Regions from separate parts of the Mus musculus genome. Here all the other regions are linked to region 3. Evidence: chromatin loops called from intact Hi-C (ENCODE). Cell type or tissue: left cerebral cortex. All regions are shown on one strand. Each heading gives the region's core, and the rest is flanking DNA. Links, peaks and the distances in the headings are about the cores only. Region 1 overlaps Ptpa (protein phosphatase 2 protein activator). Region 2 holds the start of Asb6 (ankyrin repeat and SOCS box-containing 6). Region 3 has its middle 18 kb from the start of Tor1b.

Region 1 (9,864 bases), core at 2,509-6,508, 490 kb after region 3:
AGGGTCAAAGGTCAACCTGCTTTAGGCTCTCCCAGAAGAAAAGCCAGAAAGGCAAGTGGGGGAAGGGCCCACAGGGCCAGCAGGAGCAAAGTTGGTAAGAAGCTGCTGGGGGGGGCGTGTGGGGTGGAGGAAGTCCAAGGCCCCAGGGCAGCTGAAGCACCTAAGGGGGCTTTGCTCCCAGCAATTCTGCCCAGCAACTGAACCTGGGCTTTAGAAACGTGGCACCTCCTGGCCCAGCAGAGTCCAGGCTGGGTAGTTGGAGAAAATAAGTCCAGATACGGTGATAGCCTTCCTTATAGAAATAGCCCCATCATACAAGGCCCAGAAAGCCCCTGATACTTCTCTTCAAAAAATCAGGTCAGGGAACTTGACAGCTAATTGCATATCCTGAGGCTGCTTAATGCCAGGCCTGAGCAGACCCCTATTGGCAGCTCAGGGGTCTTCCCAGCGGATGGAGCACTGGGCCTCTCCTGGGCCCTATTCCCAGGGACTAGAGCTTAAGAGCACCAGTATGAACTGGGTATACCACCTAGAGGTGGTGGCGCACGCCTTTAATCCCAGCACTCCGGAGGCAGAAGCAGGTAGATTTCTGAGTTCGAGGACAGCCTGGTCTACAAAGTGAGTTCCAGGACAGCCAGGGTTATACAGAGAAACCCTGTCTCCAAAAACAAAACAAAAAAGAACTAGGTGCTACAAAGCCTCATGCTCATGCCTGTCAACAAGTTGCAGAATTACCCTACAAATCCATCCTGGCAAGGGGAGGGTCAGCTCCCACTTACTGCATACACCCAGTGAGATGCACCTGTCCAGTCTTTAGTCACACAACACATCCTGTCAGTCAATAACTGCAGGGACACCTAGCATTTAGGACTTAAGGTTTAGGTGGTGGCTTCCAAGGCCTGTGTGTTGTAACACCACCATCTTGTACCTTATCTGCTCCTCCCTCAGCCTGCAGAGCTTCTGCCTCTGAAAGGGGGACAGGGTCAGGGGTGGGTGGGGGGCAGGGTAGCTGGCCTTCCTCTTAGAAGGCTGAATCAATCCAGGTTTGGAGACATGGGGTGACATATACCTCCATGCTGACATTCCAGCAGCAGGACAGTCTTCCCTGTGTTTCCTGCTAGAAACCAGAAGTAAGGCCGAGGAGACAGGACCAAGGGAACGCCGGGGCACTAGAGCTGGCCTGCAGAGCAGGAAGAGGTCTGGAATGGCCCCCCAGATGAGAGAGGGATGTGGGCTGAAGCCTAAACACAGGATGTGAAGTCTAGAGAAAGAGGATCCAGGAAAGAACAGAAAAAGCTGGCCAGGCCCAAGCCCAAGCTTGGCAGACCATGTTCTATTAACCCCTTCGAGGCCAGTGGGAAGCATCTTTACTACCAAAGCCAGCTGACCCTTCCTCGGTGTCCCTCCTCTGATGATAGATGGGGTGAGCTCTGGGCTCTCATAAGAGATGGGATAATGGTCAAGAATCAGAGAGGGGCTGCTCCAGGGCAACACTGAGGTTGTGAGTACCAGCGCTGGGGTGGGAGGTGGGGTGGGCTGGGGTGGGGGGAGACATGTTTGGGTCTCATGGCCCAAGAGGCACTGCACAAAAAGGCCAGTCAAGTAGCTTCAGATACTGGAGGGGCCAGGTAGAAAGATGTTCTCCCTCTTTCTGTGGAGAGTACGGGACGCCCTAGGAAAGCAGGCACCTTACAGCAGGGGGACCCAGCCCAAGGTCCTTCCCAGCAGCAGAGTCGTGAGCTGGAAGCAGAAAAGACCACCTACTCCATTTCCCATGCTTGATGTCCTAGTCACTTTGGGAAACACTAAAGCTATTGAGAGGCCTCAGGCCATTTGACAGGTACAAAGAGAGCCCCTAACCTCTCCAGCAGCTTAGGCTGTTTTAATCCCTAAGCTATGAAGAAATCAGCTGGGCCTCTGCCCATCCATCAGGTTCTGAGGTCCCCAAGTTTCAGACAGCTGGCCTCAGAGCCCGAGCAAACAATGTGATGAAGAATCAGAAGTCATGAGCTCACCCTCAGGACCAAGCGCCATCAGGGGCAGGCAGGATGGCCAGCCCCCACTCACCTCTGCCTTATACATTCGAATGAGGCCCTGGTTCACTTTAGACCAGGAGGGGACAGCACTGATGTTCCACAGCTGGTTGGAGTGTTCCGCAAAGGGGCCAGTCTTCATCTGGAAAAGAAGTCCAGGAACTAGAGAGGCAGTATGCAGGCGTGCACACACACAGACACGCACATGCACGCACACACACACCACAGCCTTGACCTACAAGGCCTGTTGAAAAAACAGAACTTCTCTCATCTACAGCCTCTGCTTACCTCTTTCACACAGACAAAACAGAGGCTCCATCCCAATGTCTATCAAATTTAGCAACCCAGGAAGAGACCATCCCTACCCTAAGAAAGTAGAATGTGTTCCTATGCAGACACACTGTAGGTGCGTGGTCTAGACCTGCCTGGAGGACAGGAAAGGGGCTGTGGACAGGCCCTGATGGATCTGGTCCTCTGAGACAGAGACAGAGATAGAGGGAGGCTCCAGATCAGTACAGGAGGGAAGTTTGTTTAACAAGGTCAAGAGTAGGGCAGAAAAAGCCACAGCAACAAGACGAGCAGGCACATGGATAGTCCATCAGTGCTCAAACTCTGACTGCAGGAAGGCAGAGCACTACTGCAGTCCAGTGCAGTCCCGGGGCATCAGAGCCTCGGCTGGGGCACAGGAATAGGGAAGCCTATGTCCCAAGTGCATCCTGCCAGTGAGAGTGCAAGGCCAGTCCATTTGTATTTACTAGCCATGCAGCCTGGCACGCCCTCCTCACTCCCTCCCCAGGTTACAGGCAGCATTTATTTTGGGGAACAGGGCTCAGAGGACAGCCCCATACTACACAGAAAGACTCTGAAAGGCTCTGTGAGCCTGGCAAAGTTTACAGTGCCCTCAGCTTCCGAGATGTATCCCAACACTCCTGCAAAGACTCCACCGTCAATCTCTCTACTTCCTTGCCCCAATTCTGCACACTTGCAGGCTGGAACTATGAAACAGGGTCCCCTACAGACCCCTGAGTGAATGACCACCTGCTTTGTCTCACAGCAGGTGCTCCAGGCTGGCTCAGCAAGGACCCTGCCTGGGGGACCAGCCTTGCTCACTAACAAGGGACATTCAAAACGGGCTGTCTGGCAGGCTGCAGAGCTAGAGGCAGGCCCAAGTTGTGTAGCTCAGTTATGTCCCTAGAGAGGCCACTTCACCCTCAAGGCCTTCAGGGCCTCAGGTCCCAAGTCCTTCAGAAGGAGGTTCTGCGACTCAAGAGAAAGGAAAAAAAATGAGGGAGAAAAGAAATTGGGGGTGAGAAGACGCCCCCAAAAAATCAGCTCATTCTAGCCACAAAGGGAGAAGAGAAAGAGCGAGAACAAGCAAGCAACTGCAGTCCCGCAGTGACCCCAGGGGAATCGTGTGAGTCAGAGCAGCCATATTGAGCAGGAAATTACTCACAGACGCTGCGTTCCTGCCTCTCCACTCCCCAGAGAATCGGCCTTTTGTAAATGGTTCCTCTGTCAGTAACTGGGGGGATGGGCAGGGTGGGGGAGGCTCAGCACAGCGCCTTCCTGTCAGCTCCTTCCCTTCCAGCTGAAATCTGATCCCTCCCTTCCCAAAACTCCAAATTTAGAAGCCAGATTGAAACTGAAATTCTTTTCCTGCCTGCCCTTGGCTCTTAAAGGCGCCAGGGCTACATTTCCTGAAGCAGTTGGAGCCCCGCAAGGTGGGCTTCCTCCGCTGTCACATCCAGTACTACTAGCAAAGCGGTCCTGACACAAGACCCAGCAAAGAGAAGTGGTTTCCTTCCCAACTTCCTTGGGTTTTGTTTGAGCAGTAAAGACTGCAGGTCTCCCTGACCAAAAGCCCTGAACACCCTGTAGGCTTCTGTGCCCTCTGGGTGAGACTGCTCACTTCCTGATGGGGGTTATAAGTAAAAACTGCCAACTTCATCAAGTAGGGGTGGGGAATATCTATACATCTGTATCCATTTCTCTGTCTGTTTAGCTGTCTATCTGTGAACAGCAGCAGCAGCAGAGCGCTACAACTGCCCAACCCAGGCAGGCAGCATGCCCTTGCCACCACAGTGCCTAGCAACCAACCAGAGCTTGACTGACCCAAGAGCCTGGAACCAAGAGAAAACCAAGCCTAGCAGAGAAGGTGCACAACCACTAAAAAGCTCCCCTCCCACTTCCTACCTCTGTTACTGAAGCCACCAGAGTTCAGTGCACTTTAGCGCCTCCTTGTGGTTATTTGGACTACCGTCTATGGGGTCCTCCATTCCAAACTTTGGAAAAGGTTTTGGGGTTTTATATCAGCCGAAACAAACACACACACTAAATCTTAGCATGGAATCCATCGATCTCCAGTCCCTGAAGCCCAGTCTCGCTAGCCTCCTTGTTAGAATTATTGACAGGGACGCAAGGGGCTTGGCCAGCCGCCAGAGGAAGCAGTAACAGCTCAGGCTTTGGCCTCAAGCAGCAAGCTCTGCAGAATCTGAAGCTCCTTCCCATTCAGCCCTAGCTCTCACCCTAGATCCTCCCTAGCCCCTCGCTGCACGCTCAAGTCCTGCAAAGCTATCTTTCAAGGCAGTGAGCCAGGCTGCCCCCAGTCCTTCTGACCTTGAGCCTGCCACACTGCTGAAGGCAGCATTATCTCCAAGAACCAAGTAGTGGCCGCCCAGCCGTCAGTCCCTGCTCCATTTGCTGACTTGGAAAAAAATGTGTCATTCCCCTCTGGCCCCTGGAGCTTGGCACAACCCTGAGGCAAATGCTGACCAGAAAGAACCTAGAGTCAAGGCTGCTAACCAGGCTTTTCCCTGCTCAGAGGCTCAGAACAGGGAGCCAAGAGAGTAGCATCCAGTCGGGAGACCACATGTAATTCCACAGGGCAAACATGCAGGAGGCACAGAAAGAGAAGCCAGGACCCTGTGAACTTGGGGTGAGACTTGATAGGTATAGGCAGAGAGAATGACAAGTTCTAACACCTCCCAGAATCAAGGCCCTGAGACTCTGGGTCCCTTGATGAGCTCCTGGCTCTTGTCCACAAGATTCTGAGAGGGAAAGCTGACATGGGCCCAAAGCCAAGAGTTTTCAGAGTCCGTGGGCTACCTTGGGGAGTGTTCCAGCACTATACTGTAGGGAATCCTGCCTCGGTGAGACAAGTACTTCCAGTTAGGGAATGTGCTGAGTAGTATGGGCCCAGTGACTGCCACCACAGGTGATGTTGGACCCAGTGACTGCCACCACAGGCTGCTTGTTTTCACCTCTCGAACACTGCTGAGGTACAGAGAGACAGAACTACTCCCAGCACTGCAGCTCCTCTAGGGATTTCAACCTGAGTCCATAACCTCTAACTTGATTGCACCCTAACACATTGCATGGCACCCTCTTAGGCCTGCTGCGGGTCACCAAGTCTAACTAACAACTACAATTTAACCCCTCAGCCCAAGAACCCCATGGGAGCTGAGTATGGTGGCTGATTTTCTAATCCCAAGCAGTCGGAGGCGGAAGCAGGAAGACTGTCATGAATTTAAGGCCAGCTTGGGCAGCAGAGTAAAGCTCCAACTCAAACCTAACAATGAGAGTCCTCCTGGTTCTGGAAGAAGGCTGGCGGCTGGGCAAGAGGGCCCAGTTGCCAAGGCTGCCTAACAGAGGCTGGCATGGCTCTCACCTCAGTGATGAACAGGATGCACTGGAGAAACATGTAGTCCTTGTGGTTCTCGCTCACCGCCTTCTCATCCACGAAATGTCTGGGCTCCAGGTGGGGGTGGTCTGGGAAAAGTAGAGGCCTGGGCTTCAGAACAGCCCTGACCCAGCCTGAGCACAAGGTGCCTACCTCAGACAGTTTACAACTATTGAGATGGCATGGTAGCACAGAGCTATGGTAGAGTCTCTGCACAAAGATCACAATGGGACTGAGAAATCCTTGTCACCTAGCGAGGCGCTTGCTCACTGTACACAGTTAGTCACCATGCATGTACCCGTGGTGATAAGGGTGCACACAAACCTGATGTGCTACCAATCAGCAGAGATGACAAACACACCTGAGCATCCTGTAACCATGACAACAGCTCTGCACCTGGTTTGTCAGCAGCACCAACCTCTGCTGTTTAAGCACCATTACCTACCTTAAAAGTTACCTCAGCTGGGTGTGGTGATAGATACCTTTACTGCCAACATACAGAGATAGGTGAGTTCCAGGCTAGCCAGGAAAAATAAAAGTCCCTCTAGTGGAGCTAACCACACATTCGCTGTGTCAGAAAGGCATCATGGTGTGGAAGCACACACCACAGTGCTAGGTATCCTCTGCAGTGTCTGAGAAGACTGTGGTTAAAGTGGCTAGGATGGCAAGTTCTCAGCTATTTATTAGGTATCTGTGAGTACTAGTTAGCAGCAGTTCACTCTTCATGGAACTAAAGTGACCAGCAACCCTGTCCAATGGCAGATCCCAAGATGCTGATCATGCCTGGATAATCCTCTTCTGTAAGGAGCAGATAGAGCAGACTGGGAAGCACACAGGACTCAGCACTTGGCAGCAACTCGCCTAAACACACACACACACACACACACACACCCTGCACAGAGTTCCATCCTAACTGAATGACACTGATGATCACAAATCACAAGAGGCCCTAGTTTTCATTGTCAAGCCCACAGCTGCTGCCAGGAGCAGGAGCCGGATGCACTCACCTGTCTGTCCTACAGCAGGCCATGCACTCACCTGTCTGTCCTGCAGCAGGCCATGCACTCACCTGTCTGTCTGTCCTGCAGCAGGCCATGCACTCACCTGTCTGTCTGTCCTGCAGCAGGCCATGCACTCACCTGTCTGTCCTGCAGCAGGCCATGCGGCCCTGGTTCCTGCTTCCCCACTTCCTGCTCTCTTGGTGGCATCCCACCCTTACCTCCTCTAGCTGGCCACACTGGCTCACAGCATTAGGTCCACAGTACATAACCTCCATCACTAGCTGGGCTAAGCTGGTCTAATGTCCTGCTCAACAAGCTGTCATTGTGTGTCCTGGGCAGGAGGGGAACACAGCTGCACCCATTGGGTACGAGGTGGAGATGTGACCACTCACTAGTACCTATGAGCTGTGAGCTGCCCCAGATGAAGGGCAGGAACTGGAAGTCATCCAGACCCCATACGCCCTGGCTGCCTGCAGGCTCCATCCTGTATGTCTTCTGCAACTTCCGCATAACCTCAAGATACCTGTGTTGAAGGGGCAGGGAGAAAGGAGAGAGAAAGGTGAGAATGACATTTCTTCAGCACACAAAGGGTACGGAGAATGTGAGGCTGAAAGAGCCAACAGGCTTTCCTCTCCCCTCAGACGTCTTCTGTCAGGGAGAGGGACAAAACAGCACATGGAGACCAGGCTCAGTGTCATCAACCCTGGCAGCCTGTCACAGCCTGGGCAGGGGTCCCTCTCTCTAGTTTCAGGTGCCACGGGAAAGCGGGTGAGGTCCCTGGTGTCAGAAATCACAAGCTGTGCACATGGGTCACCTGCAGAACTGGAGGTGTGCCAACACCAGGACAGCAGTGTGCCCTAGGGGCTGCCCAGCTCAGAGCAGGTCCCTGTACACCTGTGCCACCCAGAGAGGTCCACAGTCTTTGGTGGACTATGATGTCAGCAGATGCCTGGCTGTTTCCTCTTCTATAAGAGGCAGGCAGTGTTACTGCATAAGGTTGTATAAATTAGCCTCAGAACAGCGCCTGTATGTGATGAACACCAGGAACCACATGCCATCTCCTCCACTCCACGGTGACTCACCTATCAAACACCTTGAAGACAATAGCCACCTGGTCGTCCACCCGGAGTACACCAATCTTGCAGAGACAACAGAGGAAAGCAGCAAAGGCAGCCTCATGCCCTGGGGAAGAAAATGGCCCAAGCTGACATCTTCTAGAAGGCCCCCCGCACCCAACTCCCTTGAGCAGGAAGGCCCATACTGAGGTAGAGACCTCCTCCCAGTCCAGAAGACCTGAGCCTTTCAACAAGCACAAGCACTGGCACTCTTCCTGAGGGGCCTGAGGCGACTTCCTGCACAGGCACCTGCACCTTACTTTATGGGTTTGACCAATTAGAAACCCCAGCTTATTGAGCACCTACTATTTGGGCAGACACTGTCCATGCTGGATCCCAGTAACAAATGAGTCCTTGCCTCAAAGAGCTCATGATTAGTCAGAGACCACAGACATTAAATATTAAATATATAGTTACTACTTTGAGTTTAGCTATTTGGGAGACAAGTGGGTAACTGAGGCACATCCTAGGGGGACCCTAATTTCAGAGTTCAAGGTTTTCTCCTAAGGAAATAATGTTTAAAATAAAAGAGGAACGGGAGGTGGCCAGCACAAAGGAGAGTAGGAAATCATTTTAGCCAGAAGCAACAGCACACAAAGGCCACAGTAAGTAGTCAGTGTGCCTCCAGCAGAGGGCACAGAAGGCGGCTCTGACCAGATGGATGTGAACAGCCATGCTAAGAGCTTGCGTGAGCCCTGATGAGGGATCACGAGGGAGGAGGACCCTCCTCTCCTAGTCATACCCAGCAGCAGTCAGCTCTGCACAGAGCACTGGCTAGACCCTAGATCCTGTTCCTTATGTAGTAAGACAACTGGAGGGAGGTGCAGCCAGGTGTTTCAAGCGACCTCTGCAGACCAGACAGCTGCCAGATATGGATGCACACACGCTCAATTATGGTCACCTATAAATTTCCGAATGGGGTTCTGGAGAGATGGCTCAGCGGTTAAGAGCACTGACTGTTCTTCCAGAGGCCCTGAGTTCAAATCCCAGCAACCACATGGTGGCTCACAACCACCCCTAAAGAGGCCCTCACTTATAATAAATAAATAAACAAATAAACAAATGAAACTAAGCTAAAATAAATAAATAAATAAATTTCCAAATGACAGCCAGGCTACCCCATGCCCCAGAACTCTTTTCCTAGTTGGGCATTAATCAAAGCTCCCCATATCCCAGAGTCTCAGAACTGTTGTCAGCAGCAAGAGGAACAGAGGACAAAGTTCTCCAAGGCTCTGCCTCCAGGCACGCCTTCCCCAGGGCTTGCTGACACTCGTGCGCCCTCTAGCTCTCCTTCCCAACCAAGCGGGAGACAGCACATCTCTCAAATGCCTACTTTAGTGAAAAGAGGAAAGGAAGCCCTTATCACAATGGGTCTCCTGGACTATGGAGGCTATCTCAACCTAGAGACCACGTCTCTTTAAAGTCCCTGCAACAGCTTAGCCAAAATGGATGACAGAGCCAAAGATCATCAGCACAAAGAAAATGGCTGAGAGACAAGAGAGGTGAGGAGAGAGTGGGCTATCAAAGGTTTTTCTTCTCTAGGCATCTGCCCTTAGTAAGTGCTCAATAAACTATCTCTAGAGTGATGAGGCATCTAAATAGAAGCCAGCTTCACCAAGAACAGAAACCAACTCTCAGCAGTGTCGTGCCTGTGGCAATAGCACCACCTGGTGGCATAAGATAGAGCCAGCAGTCACTATCCCTCCCAACAACACTGCTGAAACCCATACATTCCCACACCCATACACCCATACACCCTACACATACACACACACACACACACACACACACACACACACACACACACACACACCCCTCCCTACTTCTCAGGGGCCTGACAAACTGTTGCTTTCTCAGAGACCCCCCAAGACTGTGTGGAGCATAGAGAAAGCAGCTCAGGCAACATGAAGAAAGCAGCAAGGTCCCCATCACCCAGAGCCCTCAGCAGCAGATACCTGTGCCATAGTCAATTCGTGTGGAGTTCCCCACAGCCTCCTTCAGGTAAACTGCCACTTCAGGCACAGCAGCAGCCAGGT
Region 2 (9,864 bases), core at 2,459-6,458, 100 kb after region 3:
GCCTTGAGCTTGTCACAATCTCTCAAGTGGTGATTTTTATGTACCCCTGAGGATCGAACCTGGGTCCTTATGGTTGCTAGGTAAGTGCTCTCCCCACTGAGCCACAAACTCAGCCCCAGACATACACCTCTTGACTACAGTCAAACTCCAGAGCATGCCTGACTCGTGGCTCTCTCAGTTCTGCTCTCCAGTCATCTTCCTGGTTCTCTGACCCCTACCCCGTCTGTGCTGTCACAGTGTCCCTCTGGGCTTGGGTTCCAGTCCCTGCCTGCCTTGTCTCTCCCCTTCTCCATGTGTCTAAGGAAGCAGCTCCCTTCTCTGCTGAATTCTCTGTTCCAGCAGAGACATGGACTGGGGGAAAGAAGGAAACAGCAGGCCACATATTGATTCCAGATGTGGCCCTCTCCAGCAATTTAATTAAGTTCCCCAGACAGCCAGGAGAGGTTCTTAGTGATCAGATTTCCTGGCTCCCTCCTCCAGCAGCCATGGGCCCACTGTCTCCCTGACGGATGGCGACGGGTCCTTCCTGCCCTGAGTCAGCTTCGCCAACAGGGTAGGGCACAGATAACTGGTCTTCCCAGGAGCAAGTGCCCCTGGCCCCAATTTCTGTCCATCCCTCCTTCCCCTACCTCCAGGGGTCCAAGCCCTCTTGCTGGCTCTTGGCAGGCTTGGTCAGGCTCTGCTGAGCAGGCAGAGGGTGCCAGCAGGGCTCTCTCCTAAGAGAGGCCCCCCACCCACCCATACCCTGTGCTTGCCAGAGCTTCAGGCCAAGTAGGCACCAGTGAGCCTCTGTGATGGGGGAACCTCTGGGGCCAGGACTCTGAGCCACTCATCTGCCACCAACGGAGTAAGCCTCAAGTCCTCTGTGCAGTCTGACCACAGCGCAGATGGCACAGAGGTCGCGGTGACTTGGTATTTAGGCAGATCTTTTGGGGACAGGTCTGGGCCATGTTTGCCAGTTGATTACCCACACAGGGACCTGGAAGTCACAGTCTGCAAATCTGGCAGACCCTGAAGGACCCTGAGAGGAAACTAACAAATCTCCTGCTGCATCCATTGCTTGGGCGGATAGGCTTTCAAGCTGAGCAAAGGCCAGCCAGAGCCCAGGCCCACAGTCCGTGCTGTCCCCTGGCCAGGGTCCCTGGGACTCTATGTACTTCATCCCTGTTCTCCTGGGCTTCTGGGTCCCTGGGGATACAGCAGCTGGGGGAATTAAAGGCCTGTGCTTTGTTTGGAGATGCGGAAGATGCCATGGGGCAACCTCTCAATATACACATCATGGTCACAGACTGCCCACCAGGGAACTAGCCTGGGCCCAGCTCAGCTATAAGTGACCACCCCAGAGCTCCACACTGTGACCCCAAACCACAGACCATCTGCAGGGGCTAGAAGGTAGAGCAATTGAAGCTAGACTGGTGTCTCACCTTAGAGAGGGGCTCTGGGCAGATGTCCCAGGAGATGGGTAGGAAAGCTCAGTCAGCTCCCAGTGCCTCAGTTTCCCCTATGAGCCTACAAAGGGAACTTATAAATTAGGGCCCTCTGTCTCCTGCATTAGAACTGGAGCTGAGGGCTGGTGAGATGGCTCAGTGGGTAAGAGCACCCGACTGCTCTTCCGAAGGTCTGAAGTTCAAATCCCAGCAACCACATGGTGGCTCACAACCATCTGTAACAAGATCTGATGCCCTCTTCTGGAGTGTCTGAAGACAACTACAGTGTACTTACATATAATAAATAAATAAATCTTTAAAAAAAAAACTGGAGCTGAACAGGACCAACTACAGTGAACCTGCCACTCAGTGTCATAGGCCATCATAAGGGCGGGAAGTAGGAACAGAAAGGAGTGGACCAGAGGGTGGTGACCATTACAGCAGTTCAGAAATAGGCTGAGCTCATTGGCTCAGCGCCTCAGTCCCCACACATACCCAAAGACTGAGCTCAGACCCGTCCTCCATGGTGGGTGCTGTAGTGGCAGCCATGATTTTCAAATAGCTCACCTGATGGACAGTAAGGTTCCAGTTACATACAAACCCCTGAGGAAGGATGTGGAGGGAAAGCAGGGTGCGAAAAGGGGAACCACTCCCAGCTGCCCACCCAGGGCCTTCTGAGGGACAGCTGGCTAAAGACCAGTCTCCTATGGGAGCCACGAAGGACTTGGGATGGGGCCAAGGTACCACCTGTCCTGGCAGCTGCCCTCCCCAGGCCCAGGTGACAGAGCCAGTGAACGAAAATGAATTATATGTTGTGTCTGAGAAAGTGAGCCGGGGTGTGTGTACCTGTATGTGTGTGTGTGGAGGAGGTGAGAATAATTGTGAATACTCCTATGCCCTAGAATGTCCGTCCATGTGTGAGATAGTGCATGTGAGTCTGAGCAGATATAAGAACAAGAGCATGTGTGTGTGTGTGTGTGTGTGTATGTGTGTGTGCGCATGTGTATCTATGTCTGTCAGTCTGTCTGTCTTCCCAAGGATCAATGAGAAACCAGTCCACCCTCAGGCCAAGGCTACTGTGGATACTAGAGGCCTTTCTCCCTCCACAGAGCTCAGGACTGTTTGCCACCCTTGAGTCAAATGAAGGTTATCACTCCTGGCTTGGGGAACCAGGAGTTGAGGAGCACTGAGGAAGTGACCTTGGTGAGGATGTTTCTTGACAGGGTCTGGAGAGGGGAACAAGGTTGACTGAGCTGGACCAAACTTCAGCCTCAGATGCAGGAGGTGCACACAGGCTACTCCTTACCCACAGCTCTTTTCTGGCTTCAGGTCTCTTGTAGGATATATTCACTGCAGAAAAAAGCCATACAAGTCCAAAGAAGGGTAGGCCAGCGAGATGGCTCAGTGGATAAAGGAGCTTGCTGCTCAAGCTGAAGATCTGAGTTCAATCCCCAGGACCTACATGGTTGGAGGAACCAACTTCCTAAGGTCTCTGATGTGCGCGTGTGCGCACACACACACACACACACACACAGCTTTCTAGATATTGAAAGAATTTTTTTGATCTTTCTTTTTTTTTTTTTTTTAATAGAATCTCATTTGATTGTTCTGGCTGGCCTGGAACTCAATATATAGTCCAGGATGGATGTGAAAACATAGTATTCACTTGTCTCTGCCTCCTGAGTGTTGGGATTAAAGGTCATTGTTGTCATTATTGATGGACAGGTAGAGAGGCTAGCCACTTCTTCTCATGCTTGTTGACTTTTCGTCTGTGATTCACCTATGCATATCCTGTGCCTATATCCTGTAGGAAATGTTTACTGTTTTATTGATTTTTGGAAGTTCTTTATATATTAAGGTTACCTCTGTACATTATTCAGTGTAACCCCTAAACTTCCCTGGGGGAGTAAGGAGGATGCACAGACCTTTTCAGGGTCTAAGGACTGTGTTTGTCCCTCACATGGCTGAGAAGTTTTGGAGTTGGGTGCCAGGATGGAGCTTGTCTAGTCAGGCACAGAGGGAGCAGTGGTGAGGAAAAGAGAGGGAAGGGTCAGAGCTGAAGGCAGGGGCTCTGAATGACAACTTTAATGGAAGGCAGATGGAGGAAACAGGACCCCTTGCTGACAAGAGGGGTCAAGGGGCATAGGGCTTTCTAAAGACAGGAGCCTGGGTGACTGGCTGGCAGTGGAGCCTGGCTCCTCTGTGAGATGCCTAAGGGCTATGAAAGGGCAAAGGTCAGTTCCTCCCTCCTGCAAGTCTAGACCCTCTAAAGATCCAAAGCCAGAGAAGCTAAAGGGACTGTGTGAGTCCCTGGTGGCTTATATGTACCGAGGTCGGATAGACTGGCTGACAGTCTACCCTGCTGTGCTTCCTTGGGCCAGCTCTGAAACCTTGAGCCACATTCCTGCTTGTGAAAAGGAACAATCCTCTTAATCTAACGGCTTCACAGCATCAGTGTGAAGAGGGCTTAGCCCAGTGCTAGGACCCGAGGAGGGCTCCAATAAATGCAAGTTAATTCTCATGTGTTCTATGTGTATTTACACTAAGTATGCATGTATCCACACGTGCTGTATGTGTGTAGAGGTCAGAGGACAACCTGTAGGTGTCTGTTCTCTCCCTCTGCCATAGGGTCCTAAAGACTGAACTCAGGCCACAGGGCTTGGTGGCAAGCCTCCACCTCCTGAACCAGCTCAGCAGCCCAGTTCTTCTTACTCTGCCTGTCCCTTCTCTCAGACACTGGTGACATCAAGATGCCTTTCATTGGACCTCGGCCTGTGAGAGCCAGGCAAGTGATCAAGTCAGAGGTGAAGACTGGCTGGAGAGACGGATCAGCCATTAAAGGCTAGGCTAGGGGAAGATGGTGAGGCCAAGGCCAGAAGGACCACACCTAGATTCACCTGTTGCATGGGGTTTGTATTCTGCCCTCTGAGTTCCACTGAAGCTCTAGTCTGGGGACCTTCAAAGTGACCTTATTTGGAAGAAGGGTCTTGTAGATGTCAGGAGGCTAAACTACTGCTATTCTGGATCAGGGCAGCCTCCAAAGCCAAGTGCTGGAGCCACTGAGGAAAGGAGAAGTGACCTGGACAAAGGCACAGACCCAAAGCAGGAAGCCACGATGTCCAGTCTTCATGGTGCTGGGTATGGAACTCGAGGCATTCTGCTCGGTGAGCCAACTCCCAGGCCCAAAGGGGAACTTTTTTTTTTTTTTCCCCATGAATAGGGATGTTTTGCTTGCATGGCCATATGTGCATCACTTTTGTGCCTGTGCCCACAGCGTCCAGAAGAGGGCACCAGATCCCCTTGGCCTAGAGTTATGGGTGGCTGTGAGCCACTATGAGGGTGTTGGGAGCTGAACCTGGGCTGATCAAGATCTCTCCAGTAACCTGCCACCCTCCACCCGACTCCTCCCCCCTCTTGGAGATAGAGCCTCACTATGTAGTCCTGGCAGGCTAAGAACAGAACCTAGGTCCTTTGCAAGAGCAGCCAGTATTCCTAATTGCTGAGCCATCTCTCCAGCCCCTGTACAGATTTTTTCCCCATTATTCCCTTAACAACCCAATAAACAATGACCAACCTGGTGTTTACTCTGTTGGGTGCAGAGTCCCATAGAGCTGAAATAGGTCATGAGAGGAGCTGTGTACCCATTCTGTGTAAGATCCTTGGCCACTGGGTTTGGTGTCCTGGGCTATCCTGGAACCAAGCCTAGCATCCCAACACTTGAGAAGTGGAGGCAGGAAGGCTCTTGGTTAAAACAAAGAAGAAATTTTGTTCCAAGCCAGTAACTCTATGGCAGATGGCAGGTGCCAAGCAGAGAGAACACAAGCCCCCATAAGGGATTGGAGCTACACCTATGATGGTGCAGCCTCAGGACCATTGACACCTCCCCATAACTGACCTTTTTAGAGTCATCAGGGCCTTGCCGCAGGACTCAAAGTTGCAGCCACTCAAATTTGCGTAGGGGGACGCTACCTGGTACAGTCCTTTCTGCTATGTCAAAGCTTCCTCCTGCTCAGGGTCTAGGCAAGTGATATTATGCCAATTTTCCAGATCAGGACATGAAGGTTCACAGAGTCCCTCCAGTGAAAAGTGGGAAAAGTGGGCAGCCTGTTTGGCTAGGCGTCAAGGGACAGAGAATAAGGAACTGCCCCCAGCGTCTGTGGGGAAGAGTTGGGGTGCAAGATCCTCATTACGCCACTTGGTCTACACAGTGGAGAAACTGAGGTGGTTGCAGCCTTTCCTTAGAGAGTGGCCAAAGTCAAGTAGGCTGCAGAAAGTAGTGTTCAGGCTCCGAATAGGGCCTGTGTCACCTCGGATTGGAGCCAGTCAGTAGCGGGGCCGCATGCCCCGTCGGAGCTCAGACGCCCTTCAGCGGCCTCGCGGGGAATTTCAGTGCGGGGCGGAGCCGGACAGTGATGATCGCCGCGAGGTCCTCCCCGGCGGCAGGGGGCAGTGTGACTCACATGCTCCCTCAAAGGCCCGCACGGACCGGAAGTAGGAGTGGTAGGATAACTTCCGGTGCGGAACTGGGGCCTGGGAGGATTGCTCACCGGCGCGGGGTCTGAACCGGTAGATCGGGAGGTGGTGGCCTGTGGGTGTCGGAACACGCGGCCGACGCCATGCCGTTCTTGCACGGCTTCCGCAGGATCATCTTTGAGTACCAGCCCCTAGTGGACGCCATCCTTGGCGCCCTGGGCATCCAGGATCTGGAGCGGCAGGAGCCCCTGGATGAGTAAGTCGCTGCGGTCCTCTGTGGTTGTCGCAGCGGGAGTGGGAGCTGCGTGGCCGCGAGCTCGAGCTCCAGCCTGAGGCGGGCTCGGAGTGTCTTGTAGGGCAGAAGACCCGGGCCTCTGCTGCCTGTGCATGGATGCTGGAGACGTCCTGGCTGGGGCCGACCGGACTTTCGGCAGACAGCAGGCCTCTCCGAGAGCCTCTGGGGAAGCAAGCCGGTGTGGTCCGTGTGCCCTGTGCAGACCTCCTTGGGTACTCGGAGCGCTACGCCTTCGGAGTGCTTGTGCTACAGAGACAAGCGAGCACCCAGACCGGCATCGCGGTCTGAGATGCAGAGTAGGGTGGGGCAGAGGAGCTAGCAGTCTCACCAAGGATGTCTTTTCTAAACCACATCAGCCCTTTCCTCTGCGGCCTACTCTGTAAATGCAGTGCCAGGCGTTTTTAAGAACTCGGAGGCGGGGCCGCAGGGCTGCACAACAAGGCGCTACTGCCCTCCTTTGGCGGAGCCCAGCATATTTAGGAGGGCTGCCCCAGATAAGCGTTTTGTGTCCGGGCGTTGGTCAGATCTTAGGGCCCACCTGTTGCAAGAGGTCTGGTGGGTGAGATTAGGGCGAAGAGCAAGTAAGGCGCGTCGTGGCCAGGTGACTCTGAAGGTGGTGTTTGGGCCGTTGTCAGAGCTGGGGTAACATATGGAACAGCGTCCAGGCCCAAGATGCACTTAGTAGGTAGTTTTGTCTAGGAAGGGTGAGAGCTTTAGGGCTACCCTCAAGGTGGTGTGAGAGAAGATGGGGCAGAGCCAGCACTTTGACAGCATGCTGAAGGATGGCTTTGAAATCACTTAATGCTTTTGACCAAGAAAGAGTTGTGCCCCACAGAGCATGCGCAGCTTGTGTGGATGCTTGTGAAAGGGCACACAGGCTAGGGCCACTGGCCCCCGTGAGTTCCCACTTTCTCTGTTCTGCCTCTTGGTGCACAGTTCTGCTTCCAGCGAGGAGAGCCGGATCCTGGTCCTCACGGAGCTGCTGGAGCAGAAGGCTCACTCTCCATTCTACCAGGAAGGCGTGAGCAATGCGTTGCTGAAGATGGCTGAGCTGGGCCTGACCCGGGCAGCTGCTGTCCTTCTGCAGAGTGGGGCCAACCTCAATTTCGAAGGTCAGCAGCATCCTGAGGATGGGGGTGGGGTGAGGAGGACTAGGCAGCCAGGCCCAGCCACTGCTTTTCCTCCGGTCTTTGGGGTGACTTCCCTTGTTCTTTTCCTGTGGGTGTCTTTCTGGGGGCTCTTAGCGCCTCTACTCCCACATCTTCCAGATCAATCCTTCTACCATGTAGAGAATACACTGGCAATGCCCAGAGCTAAGGGCAGGTGATTTCTCTGCTCTGAGCTGTCCTGCAGGTTTTGCTCTGGCCCTAGAGGTGGGAAGATAAGCCACACTGGGCATCTGTTACAGCAGGCTGCATAGGTTCTTTACGCATCAGGAATGATGAAGGGCCAGCCACCTGTCCTGCCATTGGCTGTCACCCCTAGGAGGTAGGAGACAGGTAGGGCTGCCTATGAGCTTGTGGGGGTCAGTGCTGACCCCCACACAGGCCTTCATGCCTTTCATTGGAAAACAGGCTCAGAGACTACAGGGAACTTGGGAATCCTACAAGCTACAGATGTTGGGGAGGGGGGGTTATTCCAAAACCCATCCACATTATGGTCAAAGGGCCTGGCTGTGTGATACATGCAGAAGGCTGAGGCAGAAGGATCTCTAGCGACCTTGTGCTACCTAGCAAGGTCAGGGCTGCCAGAGCAAGGTAGTAGGGACCCTGGCTCAAGAAAACAAAGGCTGGCCTAGAGAGATGGCTCAGAGTGTTAAAAGCACTGACTGCTCTTCCATAGGTCCTGAGTTCAATTCCCAGCAACCACATGGTGGCTCACAACCATCTGTAATGGGATTTGGTGTCTTCTTCTGGACAGTTACAGTACACCCATATAAATAAAATAAATCTTTACAAAACAAAACAAAACAAAGGCTGGCTGTGCTAAGCTGGAGCATGAAGCCACACTGCATTCTCCTCAGGAACAGCCCTGAGGGGGAAATAAGCAGAAAGGAGCCGATACAGATGAGCTGTAGCCTACAGGAACACACCAGGACAATGCAGATAAGCTGTAGCCTATGGGAACACACCAGGACAAGGCAGATATGCTGTAGCCTATGGGAACACACAAGGACTTGATCTACACACCTGAGAAAGGGGTGCTGGGGCGAGGCTCTGAGGCTAGGTCCCGAACCTTCAAGAACAGACTAACCTGAACTTCTTTGCCTTCAGACCCTGTTACCTACTACACAGCCCTGCACATTGCTGTCCTGAGAAACCAGCCTGACATGGTTGAGCTGCTGGTGCGCCACGGGGCTGACATCAACAGGAGGGACCGGGTAAGGGCCAGCTCCAGGCTTGGGCATGTTTGGTAAGTTTACCAAGGAGCCTTGCAGGCTCCGGGCAACATAGCTGCTGTCCCCTTTGGCTCAGATCCATGAGAGCAGCCCCTTGGATCTGGCCAGCGAGGAACCCGAACGCCTGCCCTGCCTGCAGCGCCTCTTGGATCTTGGAGCAGATGTCAATGCAGCTGACAAGAATGGTAAGAGAGACGCTGAGAGGTTAAGAGCACTGCTGCGGGCTGGAGAGATGGCTCAACGGGTAAAAGCACTGACTGCTCTTCTGAAGGTCATGAGTTCAAATCCCAGCAACCATATGGTGGCTCACAACCACCCGTAACAAGATCTGATGCCCTCTTCTGGTGTGTCTTAAAAAATCTTAAAAAAAGAGCACTGCTGATCTTGCAGAGGATCCGGCTCAGTTCCCAGCACCCACAGGGCAGCTCACAACTGTCTGTAAATGTAGTGTCAGGGGATCTCGAGACCTCATAGCGCACACAAACATACATCATGCAGGCAAAGCACTCATACATAAAATAATAAAACTTAAGTGCTGGGGTGGAGGGCTGGCCATCCCTGGGGCTGGACACCTGTTAAGGGTTCAGAAAAGACAGGCCAAGTGCCTGGGTGCTGGCCCCAGTCGATGGCATGGCCACACCTGGCATACGGGCAGAGGGTGGCAATTTGCCTGAGTCCAGCACCCAGCGACTCTGGAGAGAGTGTGGTCACTGTCTGCACACTGCCCCAGGAAGCATCTTTAAGAGGTGAGTATACCCAGCGTCTGTGTGTGGATGCAGGCGGGTCTTAACCTTGCTTGGCCCTCTTATTCCTGTTTTTGTGTGGATGAAATCAAGCCAGCCGCTCTTCCCTCGGCCTGAGAATCCTGCTTCCACCCTCCTCTGGGCCTCACCTCCCTCCTCTTTGTAGGGAAGACAGCTTTACTTCACGCCCTGGCCAGCAGCGATGGTGTGCAGATCCACAACACAGAAAACATCCGGCTCCTCCTGGAGGGAGGTGAGGTTCCCTGTCTGTCCATAGCTGTGGCTGCTGCTCCTCACCCCCCCCCCCCAACACACACACACACACATCTACACCATTGTCTGGTAAGGGCTGCTGGTCACCTCTCATTTCTGTTCCCATGGCTCTTCAGGGGCAGACGTCAAGGCCACCACCAAGGATGGGGACACTGTATTCACCTGCATCATCTTCCTGCTCGGTGAGACTGTCTGTGGGGACAAGGAGGAGGCCCCGATGATCAACCGCTTCTGCTTCCAAGTCACGCAGCTCTT
Region 3 (9,864 bases), core at 3,813-7,812:
GAAGTGCTGAGGCGAGGTCGGTTCAGGTCCAAGCTTACTGCGGCTAACTATACAAAGCAGTTCCAGCTGACCTCTACGTGATTGGATCCCAAGATCACCAAAGCCCAGCACATCACAGAATCTGCAATTCATTCAGGCATGAGAAAGTCTCCTAGTAACAGTACATGAGAAAGCTTCCTAATAACAGCACATGGGAAGGTTTGCTTATACCATTGGTAACAGCACAAAATGGCAGGCTAGGCAGGCAGCAGCTATCTAGGCCTCAACATTTTACCTAGACCCTAACAGTCAGGTCTCCTAGAACTGAAGTTACAGGTGGTTGTGAACTGCCATGTGGGTGCTGGGAACTGAACCCAGGTTCTCTACAAAAGCAACAAGTATTGAATGATTATTTTATTTATTTATTTATTTATTTATTTATTTAGGTTTTTCAAGACAGAGTTTCTCTGTGTAGCTCTGGCTGTCCTGAAACTCACTCTGTATATTTATTTATTTATTTATTTATTTTTAAAATTAAACATTTTAAGTTTAATTGCCTTGTATAGCCGGAGGCTGGAGCTGTATGGGAGGAAACAGCGAGAGAAATAACGAGACCAAGACAAAATTTCTGATCCAGGCCCAATGTTTACTAAGAGTCTGTGCTTATAAAGGAGGGAGGCCCATCCCCTGCCACGCCAGGCTTCTTGATGCTTTGCTGCCAAGTTGTTAGCACTTGGTCTGCCAGAGCTGTTAGCACTAGGTCCAATCAACAGGTTGTCAGCTTAACTCAGGAATATCTCAGGAAGACAGGTTCAGCCTCTCAGTGGGGCATCTTGGAGAAGAACACAGGTGGCAGAACAATAGACCTGGGTCGGAAGACTCCACCCTCCATGGTCTCATTCACAGCTGCAGAACAGGTCTGAGTCGGCCTGCTCAAGGCTGGGGGAGGCTATAGCCTTGAACTGAGCAATGATTGCTCCATTCTAAACCTCCCAGGCAGCCAGGCTTCCTCCCAGACCACATTCCCATCTTACTTGCAGTTTTCCCATCCTTTTTGCTCTCTTCTCCTGAGGCTTCCTGGACCTGTCCTCATGGCTCCCCTCCTTCCTTCCTGTCCCTTTCTCCACCCCTCCTAGAAACGGGAGTCCCACCTTATTCTCTCTAAAGCTCTATATTGGCTCCTTGGCTTTTATTGGCAGGGCAGAGAACGAATGAATGAGGAGCAATGTTTAAGCAAACTTGGGACAGGAGCATCTAAGGATAACATAAAGAAGCCACAGCCACGTGGAAACCAGGTAGTGGGATAGAGAGATCAGCATGTGAGATAATGCAAGGGTAAACTTTACACAGTGGGGAGAACATTTGGCAGACAAACAAGCGCTCTGAACTGCTCAGCCATCTTTCCAGCTCCCATTTTTTTTCTTCTTTTAATTACATTTGGCCAAATGTGGTGGCACATGCCTTTAATCCTAACACTTGGAATGCAGAAGTAGGAGAACCTCTATGAGGACGACAACAGGCTGGTCTACATCATGAGTTCCAGATCAACCAGAGCTACAGACAAACAAACAAAAAATTACATTTATTTACTTTATTGTGTATATGTATGGGTGTGCGTGTATGTCACAGTGCAAGTGTGGAGGTTAGAGGACAGCTTTTGGGAGTTCATTTTCCCTTTTGTGATGGCTGTTCTTGCTTGTCAACATGACTACATATGGAGTTAACTAAAACCCAGGCTGCTGAGTATACCTGTCAGGGACTTTCCTTGATTGGATAGTTTGAGGTGGGGAGAACCACCTTAAATCTGGGCCACACCTTCTGTTGGCAGTCTATTCAAAGGACATGGAAGCAGGAAACTGGCTCTTTGCTGTTTGCCCTCGCTCTCACTGCCACGTCCGTTTCCGTTTCCCCCATGGACTGAACAACTGATGGATTCTTGGACGTTGTGTTGGTGAACGGCCATTGTTGGACTAGTGTAGGCATAGTGTTGTGCACTGAGTAAAGATTATTCTTGTGTTATGCAAACGCTGATTGTCTGTCCTCACATCCTGTTTCAGTCCCGGCACAGCATTGTGCTGCTTATACCAAGAATCTACTGTCTCAAGTTTGTGTAAACAATTCTTTTTTTATTATTATTAGATATTTTCTTTATTTACATTTCAAACGCTATCCTGAAAGTTCCCTATACCCTCCCCCCGCCCTGCTCCCCTACCCACCCACTCCCACTTCTTGGCCCTGGCGTTCCCCTGTACTGGGGCATATAAAGTTTGCAAGTCCAATGGGCCTCTCTTTCCAGTGATGGTCGACTAGGCCATCTTCTGCTACATATGCAGCTAGAGACACAAGCTCTGGGGGTACTGGTTAGTTCATATTGTTCCACCTATAGGGTTGCAGACCCCTTCAGCTCCTTGGGTACTTTCTCTAGCTCCTCCATTGGGGGCCCTGTGTTCCATCCAATAGTTGACTGTGAGCATCCACTTCTGTATTTGCCAGGCACTGGCATAGCCTCACAGGAGACAGCTATACCAGGGTCCTGTCAGCAAAATCTTGCTGGCATGTGCAATAGTGTCTGGGTTTGGTGGCTGATTATGGGATGGATCCCCAGGTGGGGTAATCTCTGGATGGTCCATCCTTTCATCTTAGCTCCAAACTTTGTCTCTGTAACTCCTTCCATAGGTATTTTGTTCCCTATTCTAAGGAGGAGTGTAAACAATTCTTAACATTTATTCTCCGTCTTGTCAATAAATGCTGATCACCCAGTGACTTGGCAGAGAGAGAATAGGGTGGGTGGGACTTCCGCCAGCCAGGGGAAAGAGAGGCGGGGAGGATGGGTTGGGTTTTGAAGCCATGAGGAGGGGCTCTGGAGGAAGTCCATGGAAACACACCTGAATCCCAAAGAGCCAAACCAATAGAAATAAAATAATAACATAATACAATTTTATTATAATAAAATAATAAAAGACCATGGAAATGTGGCTGAGAGGTGCCCAGATTAGCTTAGGGATTAATATGAATTATTAGACTGCCCAGGTATTGAGCTGAGGCTTTAAAATGAATCTTGCTCTCTCTGTGTAGTTATTGGGAACCAGCTAGGATAATGACACAGCCACCAGATTAATTCAACAATTATATTTATGTTAAAATAATTCATTTTGCTGGGCGTGGTGGCGCACGCCTTTAATCCCAGCACTCGGGAGGCAGAGGCAGGCAGATTTCTGAGTTCGAGGCCAGCCTGGTCTACTAAAGTGAGTTCCAGGACAGCCAGGACTACACAGAGAAACCCTGTCTTGAAAAACCAACAAATAAATAAATGAATAATAATAATAATAATAATTCATTTTACAGACTAGTCAGATAACCGCCTGCAGGCGCTCTAACATATCCCCTTTATAATAAAAGACTTTTCTATCTTGTGGGCTCTGGGGATCTAACTGTCACTTTAGTGGCAAATGCAAGTCCCTGCTGAGGTTTGTTTCTATAGAATCTTTCCAGTTGGTTTGTTTGACACATCTCAGGTACCCTAGCCTTGAACCCAGTGTGTAGCAGAGGGTGACCTTAGTTTTCTGATCCTTCTGCCTCCACCTCCCAAACGCTGGGATGGTGGGTCTGCACCACACCTGTGCCTCTAAGGCTTGCTGGTTGTAGACGAGCCGTCTAACTGCTTTGTTGATATACAACTGAGACAATGGACTGAGCTTAGTTGAAGTGCCACACCTCAACAGAATCATTTCTAACACAAGACAATGGCTGTGACCACTCTCTAGTGGCCTCCTTCTGTCATGCTGTCCCTCCTCCATCTGTCCCCTCACAGTCCCCCCCTGTCAGTCAGTGCTCTGTTCTCTGTCACTATTGCTTTGTGTGCTTGGCATTTGACACTGTATAGGAAGAGAGTTCGGAATGGACACCAATGACCACACTGGTTAGTGAGAATTAACTTGACCCAAGCTGGAGTCATCTGGAGGAACAAACCTCAGTACAGGAAGGCCTCCATCAGATTTGCCTGTGGGCTTGTCTGTTTGGCTTTTACTGGCTTGTCAGAGGGTGGCCTTGTCATGTCCAGATTTCTATGCTGGGGATCCAAGCTCAGGACCCAGGACTATGAAGCCAGCATTTTATCCATTGAGCCATCCCCAAATCTCTTACACACACACACACACACACACACACACACTGTTTTTGAGAATAGTGTCTTACTATGTAGCTTAGGCTGATTGGAACTCTCAGAAATTCTTCTGCCTCATCCCGGAACGCATGAACTACAGGTTTGCATCACCACAGCGTGCTCAAATTTCTGATTAGTTAGTTAGTTAGTTAGTGTATGCATGTTTGCTTTGAGGCAAAGTAGCCCAGACAAGCTCTCAACTCCCTGTGTAGCCAATGATACTTTAGCCACTGAGCCATCTCTCCAGACAAACTCTAGCCATCTTTTTTGTTTGTTTGTTTGGTTTGTTTTGTTTTTTGAGACAGGGTTTCTCTGTATAGCCCTGGCTGTCCTGGAACTCACTTTGTAGACCAAACTGGCCTCGAACTCAGAAATCTGCCTGCCTCTGCCTCCCAAGTGCTGGGATTAAAGGCGTGTGCCACCCCGCCCAGTTAAACTCTAGCCATCTTGACTAGTAACTTCGACGGTCCATGAGTAGCACTGCCCACCTCCCAGAATGGATTTTAGCAGTGGACATGAACAGGCAAAAGCCTGTGGACTTCTTCCTCCAGCCTGGCTCAGGGGACACTGCTGACTTTGACCAGCTGCTGTGACCCAGGGCCATGCATGAGCAGAAAGTCATAGAACACACTACAGCACTACACTCCGATGCTGCAGGGACTCTTTGAGGCAGCATTGTACTGAGAAGGGTGGGGACAGACAGGACCTTTCTCTGGTTGTCTGGGCTAGCACTTGAATGCAAGGCTCTTGCCCCATTTCCTGCTAACCGAATGTTGCTGACGTGCAGAGGAGCCAAAGGCAGGAGCTTGACCGCGCCATCCCTGAACCCTTCCTCCTTAGGCTTTTCCAGACTCAGTCTCCAGCTTCCAGTCCTCCCCTGGGCCCAAGAACTCAGATCCTTCCTGCTGGTTTTTTTTTCCCCCCTGCATTTTTTATTCACTTGAAAGCTGAGGCCCCTGGGGTGCAAGCCCCAAACAGCCTTCTCCAGCTTTGAACCAGATCACCAGCCTGGTCCAGAGAGTCCAGATTCCATCCCTGTACTGCAGAAGGGGGACGTGTGTATGTGTGTGCTTGTGCTCCTGTGTGCACTGATGTCTGGTTGTGTCCAGTCCTTGTTGCTGCAGCTTCTGATGACAGCTTTTTTCTGCATTGGTTGGATTTGAGTTTTGCTTGCTTTGTTTTGTCCTGAGACCCTGTCAAACTCCACAGAACTCCCACAAAAATCCAACCCGAAAAGGCTGACGTCTGGCTATTCTGGCCTCTAACCTGAAGAGTGTCTCTATTAATATTTTTGTGGTTCAGGGAATGGTCTCAAAGCATCCCCTTCCACGTTCGGTCAGAAATGGTGATGCACTTCCCAGGTCTAACCACTAGATGGCAGAGCAGGCACAGTTAAGAAGAGGACTGGGCAGGAGCGATGGCTCAGTGGTTAAGAGCACTGACTGCTTTTCCAGAAGTCCTGAGTTCAATTCCCAGCAACCACATGGTGGCTCACAGCCATGTGATCTAGTGCCCTCTACTGACATGCAAGCACACATACAGGCAAAACATTGTATACATAACAAATAAATAAATCTTAAAAAAAAAAAAGACTAGGACTCTGCAGGGTGGAGGAATTCATTGTAGATTTCTACCCAAAGCCAGAGAGGCTGACAATTGGCAAGCATTAGTGGCAGGTCCTGCCCGATAGACGACAACAGCTAAGAACCCTCAACTGAAGCAGAGCCATTGGCAGATATTAACTACCTCCCCTTTGTCTTTAGAAATAACCCCCAAACCCAGTTGATATGCAGCAATAGAGAGGTCAGCGAGGGGTTCAGGAAAATCCCAGCTCCTGTCCTGACGTTGATAGCATTCCAGTCCTGCTCCCTGAATGACTCAGAGGTGCTCTGACTTGTTAGGGCTGCGACTGCTGGTGGCTCTTCTGAGATATTTTGCTGGTGTGCCTGGGTACAAAGGCTCTAGCTATCCTCGCTCTGTCCCTAATGGCTGTGCAACTCCAGGCAACTGTTTTAACCTCTCTGAACCTCCATTTTCTCATCTATAGACTAGGGGTAGTGGGATTAGCCTGTCCCCATGGTAACACAGTGTGGAATGCTGTGTATAATCCTTCTTGGTTTTTGACAGCCAGGGCCCTGCACATTCAAGACAGAACAGACTCTTAATGGCGCGCCTCCTCTTCAGTCCCATCAAACAATGGTTTGTAGTATGTAAAAAAAATAAATAAATCAGTCTACAGGGCCTGGGGAGATGGCTCCCTCAGTAAAGTCCTTGCCTTGCAAGTGAGGACCTGACTTCAGATCCCGTGCACCCACACAAGAAGCAAGAGACAGGAGTGTGCACCTCTATTCCCGGCATGGCGTGAGATAAAGAAAGGAGAGTCCCCGAGGCTCTCGGATCAGACAGCTTAGCTGACTCAGCAATCTGAGCTCCAGGTTCAATGAGAGACTTTGTCTCGAAACATAAGAGATGAGCTCAGACAGACCTATGTGTTTCAGGCCAGCCTGGTCTACAAAGAGACTTTCAGGATAGTCAGGGTTAAACAGGGAAACTCTGTCTCAAAAAACCAAAATACTACTACTATTATTACTACTACTACTAACAACAACAACAATAACAAAAATAAATGTGGAAAGTAACTGAGGAAGATAACCGATTTCTATCTATACACACACACACACACACACACACACTCACTCACTCACACAGAGACACACACGTGCACACACCCCCATTGACACGCACACTATCAGTCAATAGAACAGGCATGGTAATGTATGCTTGAGATCTGTTTAATCTACCTAGTGATTCTCTCTTGTCTCTAAAACCTTAAAATAAAAAAAGGCAAAAAAAAGCAAAGTAACAAGGAACAAAAACAAAAACAAAAACGAAAAGCAGCAACATTTCCTCCCAGCTTTGTGGCTTCATTTCCAGCCCAGTATCTCAGCTCAGCGCGAGCCTTCAGGCCTTCATGCCTGTACCAGGCCTGCCATGCCCGCAGGTTTTCCAGGGTCCATCAGCAGGAGGCTGAGCTTCTGTCAGAGGTGTTGTCATTCTTAGAAGGAGACGCTTAAGGAACCTAACATGACCATCATTTCAATAACAAAACGTGTGGTTTTAGAAACAGTGAGTCCAGTTTCCAGTGCAGAACGTTCTTGTCTGGTGTAGCATGAAGCCTCAGAACTTGGTGAACCAAAGAATCCAAGTCAAACAGAGTCTTATTTACTAAGACTGCCCCCTCCCCGCAAGGCCCAGCCGTCCTTCACAGACGGCTTATACATGTGAGTCTCCCAGCAGGCCATATGTCACTTCTGGCTGTAGGATCTCAAGAACCATGCAATGACAGAGAACCACCATTGTGACTCATGTTTGCTCTATGAAAAGTCCCACCCTCTGGAGTGGGCTTTGGCTGCTCCAGGGCATTGTTCAACCTGTGAGCCTGTGGTGGTTTGAACTAGCTTGGCCCCCATAGATTCAAGTCTTTGAATGCTGGGCCGTAGGGAGTGGCACTATTAGGAGGTGTGGCCTCATTGGAGGAAGTGTGTCATTGTGGAGGCGGGGCTTTGTGGTCATATATGTGCAAGCTGCCACTGTAGTGTGACATAGTCCTCTTCAGATCTCACTATGTTGTTAGAGCCTCATTGCCAACTGCTTGCTTGTCTTCTTTTTTTTTTTTTGTAAAGATTTATTTATTCATTATATGTAAGTACACTGTAGCGATCTTTAGACACTCCAGAAGAGGGGGTCAGATCTCATTACGGATGGTTGTGAACCACCATGTGGTTGCTGGGAATTGAACTCAAGACCTTTGGAAGAGCAGTCAGTGCTCTTAACTACTGAGCCATCTCACCAGCCCCTGCTTGCTTGCTTTTTGCTTTTTTTGTTTGTTTTGAGGTGGGGTCTCACTGTGTAGCTCAGGTTATCCTTGAACTGCTTTATGGACCAGGCTGGACACCCACTCACAAAGATCCTCCTGTCTCTGCCTCCTAAGTGCTGGGATTAAAGACATGCTCCATCACGCCCAGCTCTCAGATTCTTTTTTGTTTTGTTTTGTTTTGTTTTGTTTTGTTTTTCGAGATAGGGTTTCTCTGTGTAGCCCTGGCTGTCCTGGAACTCACTCTGTAGACCAGGCTGGCCTCGAACTCAGAAATCCGCCTGCCTCTGCCTCCCGAGTGCTGGGATTAAAGGCGTGTGCCACCATGCCCAGCCCTGCTCAAATTCTTATGTATGTACTTTTTTTTCATGTGTGTGTGTGTGTGTGTGTGTGTGTGTGTGTGTGTGTGTGGTTGCATGCGTTCATATGCAATACACATGGGCAGCAGCCCAAGGAGGCCGGAAGAGCCATCAGATTCCCCTGGAACTGCAGTTACAGGCCATTGTGAGCTGCCGTGCGGGGCTCTGGGAATCAAACCCTGGTCCTAAGCAAGAGCAGCAGGTGTTCTTAACTACTGAAGCATCTCTCTGGTCCCAGCCTCTAACTCTTTTGTACTTTTAAAAAAGATGTATTTATTTTATAACTGTGGGTGTTTTGCTGTGTGCCAGGTGAATGCAGGGCACTCACTGGCCAAGAGTGGGCGGAGCTCAGAGCTGGAGTATCTGTGAATTACATGGTGCTGACTTGGGGGCTGGAGAGATGGCTCAGTGGTTAAGAGCACCGACTGCTCTTCTTAAGGTCCTGAGTTCAAATCCCAGCAACCACATGGTGGCTCACAACCATCTGTAATGAGATCTGACACCCTCTTCTGGTGCATCTGAAGACAGCTACAGTGTACTTAGATATAATAATAAATAAATCTTTAAAAATTATTTTAAAAAAAGAAAAGAAAAAAACATGGTGCTGACTTTAAACTCTGGTCCTTTGGAAGAGCAGTTAGTGCTCTTAATCACCGGCCATTCTCCAGGTTCTTAGACTCAAAGTCTTGATCCTCCTGCTTTCACCTCTGAAGTGCTAGGGTTATGGGTTAGTGAACTCACGGTTTTAAACTGCTTCTACCACCTCTGGATGGATGGATGAGTGGGTGGATGAGTGGGTGGATGGGTGGGTGGATGGATGATGGATGGATGGGTAGATGGATGGGTCGGTGGGAGGTACTTGAAAGGATGGATAGGTGAATGAATAGATGGGTGGGCAGGTGGGTATGAATGGATAGGTGGATGCATGAATGGATAGATGATCTGTTTCAGGCTTTCCTTTCCTTTCTTTTCTTTCTTTCTTTTTCTTTTTTCTTTTCTTTTTTTTTTTTTTTTCTTTTCGAGACAGGGTTTCCTGGCTGTCCTGGAACTCACTTTGTAGACCAGGCTGGCCTCGAACTCAGAAATCCGCCTGCCGATCTCAAGTGCTGGGATTAAAGGCGTGTGCCACCACCTTTTCTGAATCATGGCCATCTCCTATTAAAAACCACATGTCCCATCAGTGCCTGTGCGAATTTGGTTAGAAGATGAGTTTTATGTTTAGAAAAGAGAAACTAGGAGGAGGAGACAGGGGAGGGGCGGGGAGGGGCAGAGAGACAGGGGAGCAGGACACCTGGACAGAGGACTCCCAAGGGAGCATAGGTGTGCAAGCCACAGACAGAGCAACTGAGGAGCGCACTCTCCTCAGCCAGACAGTGGAGTACGTCTGTCTCTGGGCCCAGGTCTGAAATCCTACCCTCAGGTGGCTGAGAGCCTAGGGAGGCCCCCGACAGGGCTGCGGTTCGGATGAGGACAGCGATTGTGCAAGAATG

Evidence for each region. Hi-C counts contacts between places; a loop is a spot of excess contacts. Peaks named below come from ENCODE experiments on the same cell type or tissue, not always from the same donor. Only the 100,000 strongest peaks of a DNase experiment are listed, where the experiment ranks them.
Region 1: a loop joins it to region 3, with 3 times the contacts of the local background. A loop is called at or near these places in 23 of 42 quality-filtered maps.
Region 2: a loop joins it to region 3, with 4 times the contacts of the local background. A loop is called at or near these places in 27 of 42 quality-filtered maps.

What each region holds. Positions count from the first base shown.
Region 1 is chr2:30,435,601-30,445,464 of GRCm38, reverse strand. Ptpa (protein phosphatase 2 protein activator) reads right to left here. Exons shown (of 10, transcript NM_138748.5): 5 at 9,784-9,864; 6 at 7,796-7,895; 7 at 7,112-7,236; 8 at 5,701-5,801; 9 at 2,068-2,175. Among named protein-coding and RNA genes, the nearest start is that of Ptpa, 24 kb to the right of the region's middle. In left cerebral cortex, for the core only: a CTCF peak has its summit at 4,280 (motif pointing left); DNase peaks (open chromatin) are centred at 3,538, 4,281, 4,444 and 5,109; H3K4me3 peaks cover 1,188 bases; H3K27ac peaks cover 3,381 bases.
Region 2 is chr2:30,824,366-30,834,229 of GRCm38, reverse strand. Asb6 (ankyrin repeat and SOCS box-containing 6) reads left to right here and starts at 5,930. Exons shown (of 6, transcript NM_133346.2): 1 at 5,930-6,156; 2 at 7,132-7,307; 3 at 8,469-8,575; 4 at 8,670-8,778; 5 at 9,503-9,589; 6 at 9,726-9,864. The coding sequence starts at 6,044. In left cerebral cortex, for the core only: CTCF peaks have their summits at 4,699 (motif pointing right) and 5,839 (motif pointing right); DNase peaks (open chromatin) are centred at 4,723 and 5,900; H3K4me3 peaks cover 596 bases; H3K27ac peaks cover 482 bases.
Region 3 is chr2:30,929,922-30,939,785 of GRCm38, reverse strand. It overlaps a transcript of Ptges not described here. Among named protein-coding and RNA genes, the nearest start is that of Tor1b, 18 kb to the left of the region's middle. In left cerebral cortex, for the core only: a CTCF peak has its summit at 5,507 (motif pointing right); a DNase peak (open chromatin) is centred at 5,522.